2 separate regions of the Homo sapiens genome follow, and region 2 is linked to region 1. The links are chromatin loops, found by intact Hi-C in ENCODE. Cell type or tissue: right lobe of liver. All regions are shown on one strand. Links, peaks and the distances in the headings refer to the core of each region. The heading gives the core; the rest is flanking DNA.

Region 1 (5,378 bases), core at 117-5,116:
GCAGTTTGAGACCAGCCTGGCCAACATGGTGAAACCCTGTCTCTACAAAAATACAAAAAATAGCCGGGCGTGATGGTGGGCACCTGTAATTCCAGCTACTCGGGAGGCTGAGGCAGGAGGATCGCTTGAGCCTAGGAGGTGGAGGCTGCAGTGAGCTGAGATCTGTCTCACTCTGTTGCCCAGGCTGGAGTGCAGTGGCGCGATCTCGACTCACTGCAACCTCCGCCTCTCAGGCTTAAGTGATTCTCATGCCTCAGCCTCCGAGTACCTGGGACTACAGGCACCTGCCACCACGCCCAGCTATTTTTTGTATTTTTAGTAGACATAGGGTTTCACTATGTTGCCCAGCTGGTCTCGAACTCCTGAGCTCAAGTGATCTGCCCACCTCGGCCTCCCAAAGTGTTGGGATTAAAGGCATGAGTCACCGTGCCTGGTCCCATGTTATAATTTTAAAGTAAGGTATATTTCTCTACAGGGATCTTTGCAACCCTAAGTAACTGGCCTAAAAAGTTAGAGAAGCTGACTTGTGCAGACATTTGCAGCCTGTTGGTCTTTTTTGTGCTGTGAATCATAGAGGGTGAAAGGTTATTATGAATGGTACAAAACTTTGTTACAAAACCATTTTCTTGGACTGTTTTGGGCTGCTTCACTGCATGACAAATGCTCACCCTTTCAGCTGGAATGATTGAAATTTTGGAAAAGATGGGTGTTTTTAGAAGACATTGTAATTTGTTCCGGTGCTGTGCCCATTCATTCCATTTCACTTCTGTTTACTCATTAAACACCTATTGTGTACACAACCCGGTAAAATCCCTCCACTCACACAATGCCTGAATTATACTCATAGTAGAATGACTGTTTAGCCCTCATCATCTGATAATTAACAGCTCAGGTTTCAACCTGACAGTATCTCTCTGGGAGGATTAGCAGCGTGACAGAGTGCAGGGAAATGCACCTTCAGAACCGTCAGCTACACTGTGTCCCATCCTGCTGTGTTGTGGTTGTGCCTTGTGGATGCGTTGGTTTATGACCAGGTATTGATTAAGGTGGCTACTACCAGGTGCTTTCTGCATATCTCGGGTTTGTGGAGCACTCAGGTTCTGCTTCTGCCCCTCTGCTGTTACCAAGAGACCTCTCTTCAAAATGGGGCTCTTGAGTTAGAGTAGAATGAGTGATCAGGATTGTTTTGTGTAAAGATGATTTCTGAGGAAGGCTTTAGGATGAAATGACTTCCAAACATTTTGAAATGTGACTCTTACTTATTGAATTAAGCAGGGCCTTAATTGGAATGCTGGGACTGATACTTGATTTGCATTAAGCAGCCTTTTTCTATTGCTGCTTGGTTGAAATTTCAACATTTGTGATGGTAGATGGATGTGACATGTGATGACATTGCACATGGGCAGTTAACTGTGCCAAGAAGTGCAGCAGTAGCAGCAACCGGAGATGCAAAGCCCAACATGATGGGGAGAGAAACTCTTCTTTCAATATGTGCTTCTGTACCAAAAGTGGAATTTCACGAGAGACATATTTTGAAACATTTCTCCTTTTGTGTGTGCGTGAGTGTTTCCCTGTTTCCAGCCAAGGGTATTGTGAGTTTCTCCTGGGCCTCCTTCAGAATCTGGGTGCTCTGGAAAGCAGTGTTTTGGCAACATGGGGAAAGTATGGCAGTGTGGGAGGGTCAGCTGGGTCTGGGTTTGAATATTGCATTTGAATATTTTACCAGCATTGATGTCGGATAAATTATTTAGTCCCTGTAAGCCTCAGTTTTCTCTTCTTCTACATACACATAATATATTTGACTCTTTGTTGTGATTATTGGTTACACATATGAAGAGCCTGGTGTGGGGCCTGGCACACAATAGGTGCTCAATAAATAGAAGTTGATAATTTAATTGACATGAGTAGTAGAAATTATGTCCTTGAAAACAATTGCGTCAAGATAGAAGTTTTCAGCCAGGCACAGTGGCTCACATCTGTTGTAATCCCAGCATATTGTGGGGGCCGAGGCGGATGAATCACTTGAGGCCAGGAGTTCAAGACCAGCCTGGCCAACGTGGTGAAATCCCCTCTCTACTAAAAATACACATATTTGCCAGGCAGGCGTGGTGGCGCACACCTGTAATCCCAGCTACTGAAGAGGCTGAGGCACAAGAATCGCTTGAACCCAGGAGGTGGAAGTTGCAGTGAGCTGAGATCACTCCACTGCATTCCAGCCAGCGTGACAGAGTGAGACTCTGTCTCAGAAAAAGAAAAAAAAGATAGAAGTTTTCTTCTGTAGATCAGTGTTAGAACTCATACCAAGCGAAGTGGTCCTGGTGAGTATTTCAGTGAAAAACTGCATTCTTGCTCAGATATTGTCAAGACTTTTCACCCAAAGATTCTTATTTATGTCTCAGTCCGTACCTTGTGTGAAAATTAATACTGGATGTCAGAACGCTGTTGTGTTTTTAAAGTTCCCTGGGGTTAAGAGCAGTTTCCATTAGGTGTTCTCTGCTTTTTACTTAAAAATCTTACTCATGCATTGAGCAATATTTATTCAGTTCTTATTATGTGTCAGGTATTTTCTAGGAGCTGGACTCAACTCAAAAGATATCCTTTTGATGAGAACAAAGGTGGGTGGATATATGAAATATTATCTGTGGGATAAATGCACTTAGTCATGAGGGAGACTTGTTATGGAGTGCGCTCATTGTATTTGTACTGTTGAGTTAACAACTTCTAGGAGGAGCTCAGGGCCACCTGGCAGGGGCTTCTTTTGTCTTGCTGCTCAGCAAGGTGTATTTTGCTGTAGAGTGTGCTGGGCAGGTGAACTTTTCTTAACTTTCTCTTGGGTCCTTCCTAAAGCAGCATGTACCTTTCCCAGAGCGAGGAGAGGGCCACCTTCCTGTCTCACAGAAACCTCCAATCTGTTTTGGACTGCAGGAAGGAGCCATAGTAGTGGACCAGCAAATTTTGGCCCGAGAGATTGATTTGCTTCCGATTGTACTTTTTTTTTTTATTGCTACTATAACAAGTCACCAAATACTTAGCAGTTTATAACCACATACATTTATTATTTCATAAGGCCAGAAGCCAGGATACAGTAGAGCTCACCTAGGTCTACTTCTTAGAGGCTCACAGGGCTGATATCAAGGTGTTTGTGGGGCTGTGTTTTTTTGGGGGGGCTCTGAAGATGAATCTGCTTTGGAGCTCATCCAGGATATCAGATGAATTCAGTCCCGTGCAGTTGTAGGACTGAAGTCCATTTCCTTGCTGGCTGTCAGCAGGGGCTGGTTTTTGCTCCTAAAGGTTGCCATCATTCCTTCTTATGCTTTTCATGTGACTCCTCTCCCACAAGTGGGTTGAGTATCTCTCACACTTTAAACCTCTGACGCCTCCTGTCACATCTGTCTCCAGTCAGAGAAAGTTCTTTACTTTTAAGGGCTCAGGTGTTTAGTTTGGGCCCATTCACATAATCCAGGATAATCTCCTTATTTTGAGGTTCATAACTTTAATTACATCTACACAGTGCATTTGCTATGAAATGTGCATATTCACAGACTCCAGGAATAGGGTGTGGACATCTTTGCAGGGGATATTCAGTCTGCTGTAGCTTTCTTGATTGGAAGGAATAGTTTATCATATATTTGAAGTGTTCCCTCAGTGCCTTTGGCTTTTGTTGACCCCTCTGCAGCTCTCTGCTTTTTCTTGCCCATATTTGGAAAGTGACTCTAAAGCATAATAAGCATCACCTATTAGGGTTTTTAATGTACAAACCAAACAGAGGTGACTTTGGGAGGAGAACATCTCTGAACTAGGTATGAGACATTCATCGAAAAAAATCCATCAAGTGTTTATTGTATGTCTGCTTTATACCAGCACTGTTCTAGGCACTGAAGTTCGACCACCAACAAGGCAGTTGTGATGCACTTGGAGCTTTCATTCTGATGGGCATTGAGATCCAGGCTGAAGGCTGAGTCTGGGAATTTGAGGAATTCTTTGTAGGTCCTGGGTCTACAGAGTGAGAGCTGTCCTCGTTCCAGTTTCACTGATGACCTCTCGACCAGCTCCCTCACAGCAGTCTTTGCCAACACAGACACTGTGGGCTGTAGTGGGAGGAATGTGGGGTTGAATGAGCTAGGTTTGGGCTCTGTCCTTGACTCACCATTGCCTCAGTGATGTGAAAATGGTGTCTGATCCTTAAGGTTGGAAGTCCAGGCATGCAGATTTATCTCCATCTCAATAACGTGGGGAAAAAAAAGAAGTGGTTTTTGTGGAACCAGTGGTTCCACTGTCCACGTGTCTTCCAGTGTGCCTAGCACATTCCCACCAAGTGGATCTTGGTTCATGAGGGAAAGAAGGGAAAGTGAGGGTGCCCCGAGGCTCCCAGAAGACAAGTAATGTCACAGCTGAGCTGTGTACAGATCGAAGAAGCAGATGGATAAGGAGTGAACAAAGTCATCCTTGTCTTGAGGGGTCTTTATTTAGCTTCTTCTTGACTCTTAGACAAGGACCCAGAATACAGATGGGGCTTGTTGTTACCTTCAGCCTCATGGCTTTTTAGGGCTAGATACTTCAGCTTGTTACATGCAGTCCTTAAAGCGTCTGTGTGGGTTTTTGCAGGAGAGAACACTTGCTCGTGTTCTCCTGTCTGGAACCCGGACATTGTTGGAAAGTATCAGATTTTGTTTGGCTTTGTGTGATTTGACTGCCCACCTGTTTACTTGCTTTCTCCCAGCAAGCAGCCGCAATCCCCATGGGTTGGTAATGGGTGGAATGACACACTGTGTAGATTTACTCTTCAGACTCTATGTTCACCTCATTCTTATGGGAAAAGAAGAGCACTAGCTGGTAGATATAGCAGTGTGTTAATATGACTGCTCAACTCCATTTACACAGACATTTTCACCTTAGTTATACTATTTCTTCATTAAATATTGTTGCCAGATCTAAGATACAGGTTTAATTTTTTCCTCTGAATTATGTGGTAGTAGATGTATTTAACTATGTTTAGAAACAGCAAAAAATGAAGCGTTTGAATGCGTTAAACACATCTAATTTGAAAGTTAATATTTAGGTTGTTGATTTATTTTTTAAAAGATTAGAATATTCCTTAGAAATGTAGTCTTATAATTTCGTATTTCAATAAAAAATATTAAAATGTTTCCCAGAGGAAATCTTTACTGTCATAGAAATCACCAGAAAGAGATAGCAATTACTCCTGGGTGGTGATAGTCTTTGATTTGTGGTTTACTTGTTTTCAGTTTGAACTAAAACATACTAATCCCAGCCTGAGTTGGATTTTGCATATGGTCAAAGTGAAGTAGAGATTTTTGTCTACTTTATGAAGATATTTAAAGGACATTTGAAATGTTTCAATGAACACATTGTAACAT
Region 2 (5,378 bases), core at 196-5,195, 47 kb after region 1:
GGTAGTGTTTGTTCTTTAGATAAAAATATCCCCCACTCTGTAACAATACATTAAATCAAAGAAAAGGACAAAGGATTTTTCTGGGTCTTGTTAGCAGGAGCTTTCTTCAGTCCTGAAAGATTTGTAGACCTGTAGATGGGGGAACTGTGTCAGTGATACAAAAGGGAAGCATTTAAAAAAAAAAAAGTATATATATATATATATATATATATATGTAATGTGAATTGGCCTCTTTTTCTCTAAGCCCACATTTTCTTCTTACATAGTTCAGGTTTACTTTATTTTTTCCTTTCCGGCTGCTGACCCTGTATTGCCCGTAGTTGTGGAACATAGCATGTGTTTGTGACCTGTGCCTGTTATTTTTGTGCTTTCTAGTTGTGCATGCAAAGAGTACAAAGTTTTCTTGCCCTTTCTTGGAAAATCCTGCTTGTCTGTGCCAAAGGGATAATTGTGAAAGCACTTTTGAAATACTTAATGAGTTGATTTTCTTCAAATTAAAAAAAATATATAAATGTATATGTGTATGTACATGTGTGTACACATACACACCTTTATACATACAGCCCATTTAAAACAAGCTCCACTTTGGAGTGCTCTACGTCACCCTGATGCCGAATACAGGGCCAGAGTCTGAGATCCTTCTGGGTGGTTTCTGTGTTTTGTTCATTTCTGTTTTAAGAGCCTGTCACAGAGAAATGCTTCCTAAAATGTTTAATTTATAAAAACATTTTTATCTCTCGATTACTGGTTTTAATGAATTACTAAGCTGGCTGCCTCTCATGTACCCACAGCAATGATGCTCCTGAGGACACGGGAACCCTGGAACTCTTAAACGCCCTCACCAAAGACCCTGGCTTCGGGACCCGCTGTATGGAAGGAAACCCAATCCCGTGAGTGCCACTTTAGCCATAAGCAGGCTTCTTGTGCTTGTTGCCTGGTTTGATTTCTAATATGCTGCATTTATCAACTGCATGCCACATTGTGACCGCCAGCATTTGCCCTTTGAATTATTATTATGTTTTATTTACAAAAAGCGAAGGTAGTAACCGAACTAAATTATCTAGGAACAAACGTTTGGAGAGTCTTCTAACACCGTGCAAAGCACGTCATTACAGACATTTGTTTACTGATTTAGAACCTTAATATTTAATTTAAATAGCACTTTACACTTACTGATGAAATGCTTTTCCTTTCTTTCTCTCCCAGCCCCTGTACTTAAGTGCTTCAATAGGCTCTCATTATATATGATTTTTAGGTTTTGCTTATCAGCTTCTTCGCTTTTATAATCTGAAAAGATGGCATATGAATTTTTATAAAAAGGGACACTTTCTTCTTCTCAAATTGTATATTTTTATTGTACTTTCCTTCAAAACCCCCTTTTAAAAAGTAAGCAGTGGATAAATAAATTCAGTGAAGCATCCATATGACCCTTAAGTGAGTGTAGGGGAAGGGAGGTCACCAGATCACTGTGAGTGAAGATGGTGGAGAGGTGAGGATCTTATGAGGCCGTGCTCAAGGCTGGTAGAGGTGGGTTAGTGTTTCCAGGTTTAGGCAGAATCTCAGCTGAGGTCATGAAACAACAGTGATCTCTGAAAAATTATGGCAAGGTGGGAAGGTGCTGGAGAATTGGAGAGGGGGCAAACTTGACTTTCAAGTTTCAATGGGAAGATAGGTGACTCTGCACACCACAGAACAGTGAGCATGATAACCTGTTTATACAAGGTTCTAGAGCAGATTTCTAAATGGATAGCTACTGTGTGCTTGTTTGTTCTTAATTAGTATTGGATAGTTACTAAATACTTGTTAGTACTTAGTACATAATGGGTGGTAAATCCTAGCAGCTAATATTGGTTCCCAAATAACCAGATGACAAGGATAGAGAAGGACACAGACACGGCCTATCTGGATTTCATGGTGCCTTTGATTTTCCACATGAAGGTTGTGTAGGGAAGATAGAAGCATGAGATGAGATGATAATATAGTTATCTGGATTCATCACTGGCCAGCTGAACCATATGAACTCATGGATTGATGCTAGCTTAGGAAGGCTCTGTAGGAGCCAGAACTGGGCTGAGAGCCAGCCCATAGAGACAAAAGAGGCCCGGCCCTGACATCAGAGGGTTCAAACATGATGTCTGAGCCCCACCTACAGTCTGCCGGAGGTGGTTGGAAGGAAGAGCCTTTATCCTTACAATTCTTACTGAAATTCAAATTTTTAGGTTTTGCAAAAAAATGGTGGACCTGAAGGAAATTTGACAGGAGCATGTCTCAGCTGTATTTAAATTTGTCTCAGCCAATCCCCTTTTGAATGTTCAGAGTGTAAGCTTCAGGAGGGCAGCGCGTCTTAGTGTGACTTTTCTGGTCAGTTCAGGTGCTTTAAGGAGACAATTAGAGATCAATCTGGAAAACTTCATTTGAATTTTTAATACATAAGAAAACAATAAGAAATAGTTAAAAATATATATTTATAATATATATATGTGTGTGTGTGTGTGTGTGTGTGTGTGTGTATATATATATATTTTATTTATTTATTTTTTTTTGAGATGGAGTCTCGCTCTGTTGCCCAGGCTGGAGTGCAGTGGCTCAATCTTGGCTCACTGCCACCTCTGCCTCCCAGGTTCAAGTGATTCTCCTACCTCAGCCTCCTGAGTAGCTGGGATTACAAGCATGTGCCACCACACTGGCTAATTTTTCTAATTTTAGTAGAGATGGAGTTTCACCATGTTGGACAGGATGGTCTTGAACTCCTGACTTAGTGATCCACCCGCCTTCGCCTCCCAAAGTTCTGGGATTACAGGCATGAGCCATCGTGCCTGGCAATTATATTTAATATTTAATAATAAGGAAATAATTGCTGTAACTTTACTTTAAATTGTGGAATTCTGAAACTGGAAGGGAACTGGAAATGACTTGTTGAATCAAATCATTTTAAACTTTTATTTTGCCAGTGGAAAAAATAAGCCCCCAAAAGAGCAGGGGACCTGCTGATGTCCCACAGTAATTCAGAGCTGGAGATGAGGTTGAAGGCTTTGTGTCTTATCTCCAGGGAAAATTTGTAGACAGCGTAGCTCTTTATGTGACGAGCATTCTCACCCCAGTCATCCCCCAATTCTCTACTCATTTGAGAACATAAATTGGATCTTGCCAGTCTCTACTCATTTTTCAGCACATCGAGCATAAGATCCAGACTCTTTCCCAGGCCTCTCTCATCTGGCTCCTCTCCTCCTCCTTTATCATTACTCTTCTTCGTAGCTTATCCTACTCCAGCCATGCTGTCTTCCTATTATTCCTAAAAAATAGAAATGCATTTCTTCCTAGGGCCTTTGTACCTGCACTTGCCATCGCTTTTGCTCAGAATGTTCTTTTTGCCAAGCTTTTGCCCAGCTTGTTCTCCATCATTGTTATGTTTTGGCTGAAATGTCTTCTCTTAGTAGGTTCATTCTCCCCAGTCACTGTCTTTTTATTTTGCTTTATTTTGGGCCATCTAAGGTTATCTTATTAGTGTATTTGTTGTTCGTCTCCTCCATGGGCATACACCTCCATGAAGGCAGGTATTTTCACCTTAGGCCCTCGAATATACTGGACAGCATCTGGCACGTAGTAGATGCTCAACGAATGTTTGTTGTGTGAGCAAATGGTTGGTTGATTGGATTGAACTGAGTTCAGTATGTAAATATTTAGGGCCTCTTTGCATTCTATTTTACTTATGTATAAAATGATACATAATGATGATATAAATGATGTCACAGTGTACAAGGCTGTTGTGGGATCAAGCAATCAAATGAGATCATGCTTGTCTTTTCCAAATGGTGAGGGAATAGATGCATGTTTGTGGTTGTTACGGAATGATCCTGTGCTCCTGAGGCAACAGAAAGGCCAGGCCATCTCTGGTAATCCTACTCTTGCTGTCTTCCCTTTGCAGAGACACGCCCTGCCAGGCAGGGGAGGAAGAGTGGACCACTGCCCCAGTTCCCCAGACCATCATGGACCTCTTCCAGAATGGGAACTGGACAATGCAGAACCCTTCACCTGCATGCCAGTGTAGCAGCGACAAAATCAAGAAGATGCTGCCTGTGTGTCCCCCAGGGGCAGGGGGGCTGCCTCCTCCACAAGTGAGTCACTTTCAGGGGGTGATTGGGCAGAAGGGGTGCAGGATGGGCTGGTAGCTTCCGCTTGGAAGCAGGAATGAGTGAGATATCATGTTGGGAGGGTCTGTTTCAGTCTTTTTTGTTTTTTGTTTTTTTTTCTGAGGCGGAGTCTTGCTCTGTCGCCCAGGCTGGAGTGCTGTGGCATGATCTTGCCTCACTGCAACCTCCACCTCCCAGGTTCAAGCGATTCTCCTGCCTCAGCCTCCTGAGTAGCTGGGATTACAGGCACGCACCACCATGTCTGGCTAATTTTTGTGTTTTTAGTAGAGATAGGGTTTCGCCGTGTTGGCTAGGCTGGTCTGGAATTCCTGACCTCAGGTGATCCACCCGCCTCGGCCTCCCAAAGTGCTGGGATTACAGGCGTGAGCCACTACGCCCAGCCCTGTTTCAGTCTTTAACTCGCTTCTTGTCATAAGAAAAAGCATGTGAGTTTTGAGGGGAGAAGGTTTGGACCACACTGTGCCCATGCCTGTCCCACAGCAGTAAAGTCACAGGACAGACTGTGGCAGGCCTGGCTTCCAATCTTGGCTCTGCAACAAATGAGCTGGTAGCCTTTGACAGGCCTGGGCCTGTTTCTTCACCTCTGAATTAGGGAGGCTGGACCAGAAAACTCCTGTGGATCTTGTCAACTCTGGTATTCTTAGAGACTCTGTTTGGGAAGGAGTCCTGAGCCATTTTTTTTTTCTTGAGAATTTCAGGAAGAGGAGTGCTTATGATAGCTCTCTGCTGCTTTTATCAGCAACCAAATTGCAGGATGAGGACAAGCAATTCTAAATGAGTACAGGAACTAAAAGAAGGCTTGGTTACCACTCTTGAAAATAATAGCTAGTCCAGGTGCGGGGTGGCTCACACCTGTAATCTCAGTATTTTGGGATGCCGAGGTGGACTGATCACCTAAGGTCAGGAGTTCGAAACCAGCTTGGCCAATGTGGCGAAACCCTGTCTCTACTAAAAATTCAAAAATTAGCCAGGCATGGTGGCACATGCCTGTAATCCCAGTTACTTGGGAGGCTGAAGCAGGAGAATTGCTTGAACCTGGGAGGTGGAGGTCGCAGGGAGCCAAAATTGCGCCACTGTACTCCAGCCTGAGCAACACAGCAAAACTCCATATCAAAAAATAAAATGAATAAAATAACAGCTAATCTAGTCATCAGTATAACTCCAGTGAACAGAAGATTTATTAGGCATAGTGAATGATGGTGCTTCCTAAAAATCTCTTGACTACAA

The links. Peaks named below come from ENCODE experiments on the same cell type or tissue, not always from the same donor. Only the 100,000 strongest peaks of a DNase experiment are listed, where the experiment ranks them.
Region 2: it touches region 1 in a loop (1.8-fold over the local background); 5 of 110 quality-filtered maps call a loop at or near these places.

The regions. Positions count from the first base shown.
Region 1 is chr9:104,852,081-104,857,458 of GRCh38, reverse strand. The region is part of intron 7 of ABCA1 (ATP binding cassette subfamily A member 1); the gene reads left to right. Among named protein-coding and RNA genes, the nearest start is that of ABCA1, 73 kb to the left of the region's middle. In right lobe of liver, for the core only: no CTCF peak of the experiment used is centred there; no DNase peak of the experiment used is centred there; H3K27ac peaks cover 2,375 bases.
Region 2 is chr9:104,804,978-104,810,355 of GRCh38, reverse strand. It overlaps ABCA1 (ATP binding cassette subfamily A member 1), which reads left to right. Exons shown (of 50, transcript NM_005502.4): 30 at 792-890; 31 at 3,926-4,115. Among named protein-coding and RNA genes, the nearest start is that of NIPSNAP3B, 44 kb to the right of the region's middle. In right lobe of liver, for the core only: a CTCF peak has its summit at 2,169; a DNase peak (open chromatin) is centred at 2,088; H3K27ac peaks cover 519 bases.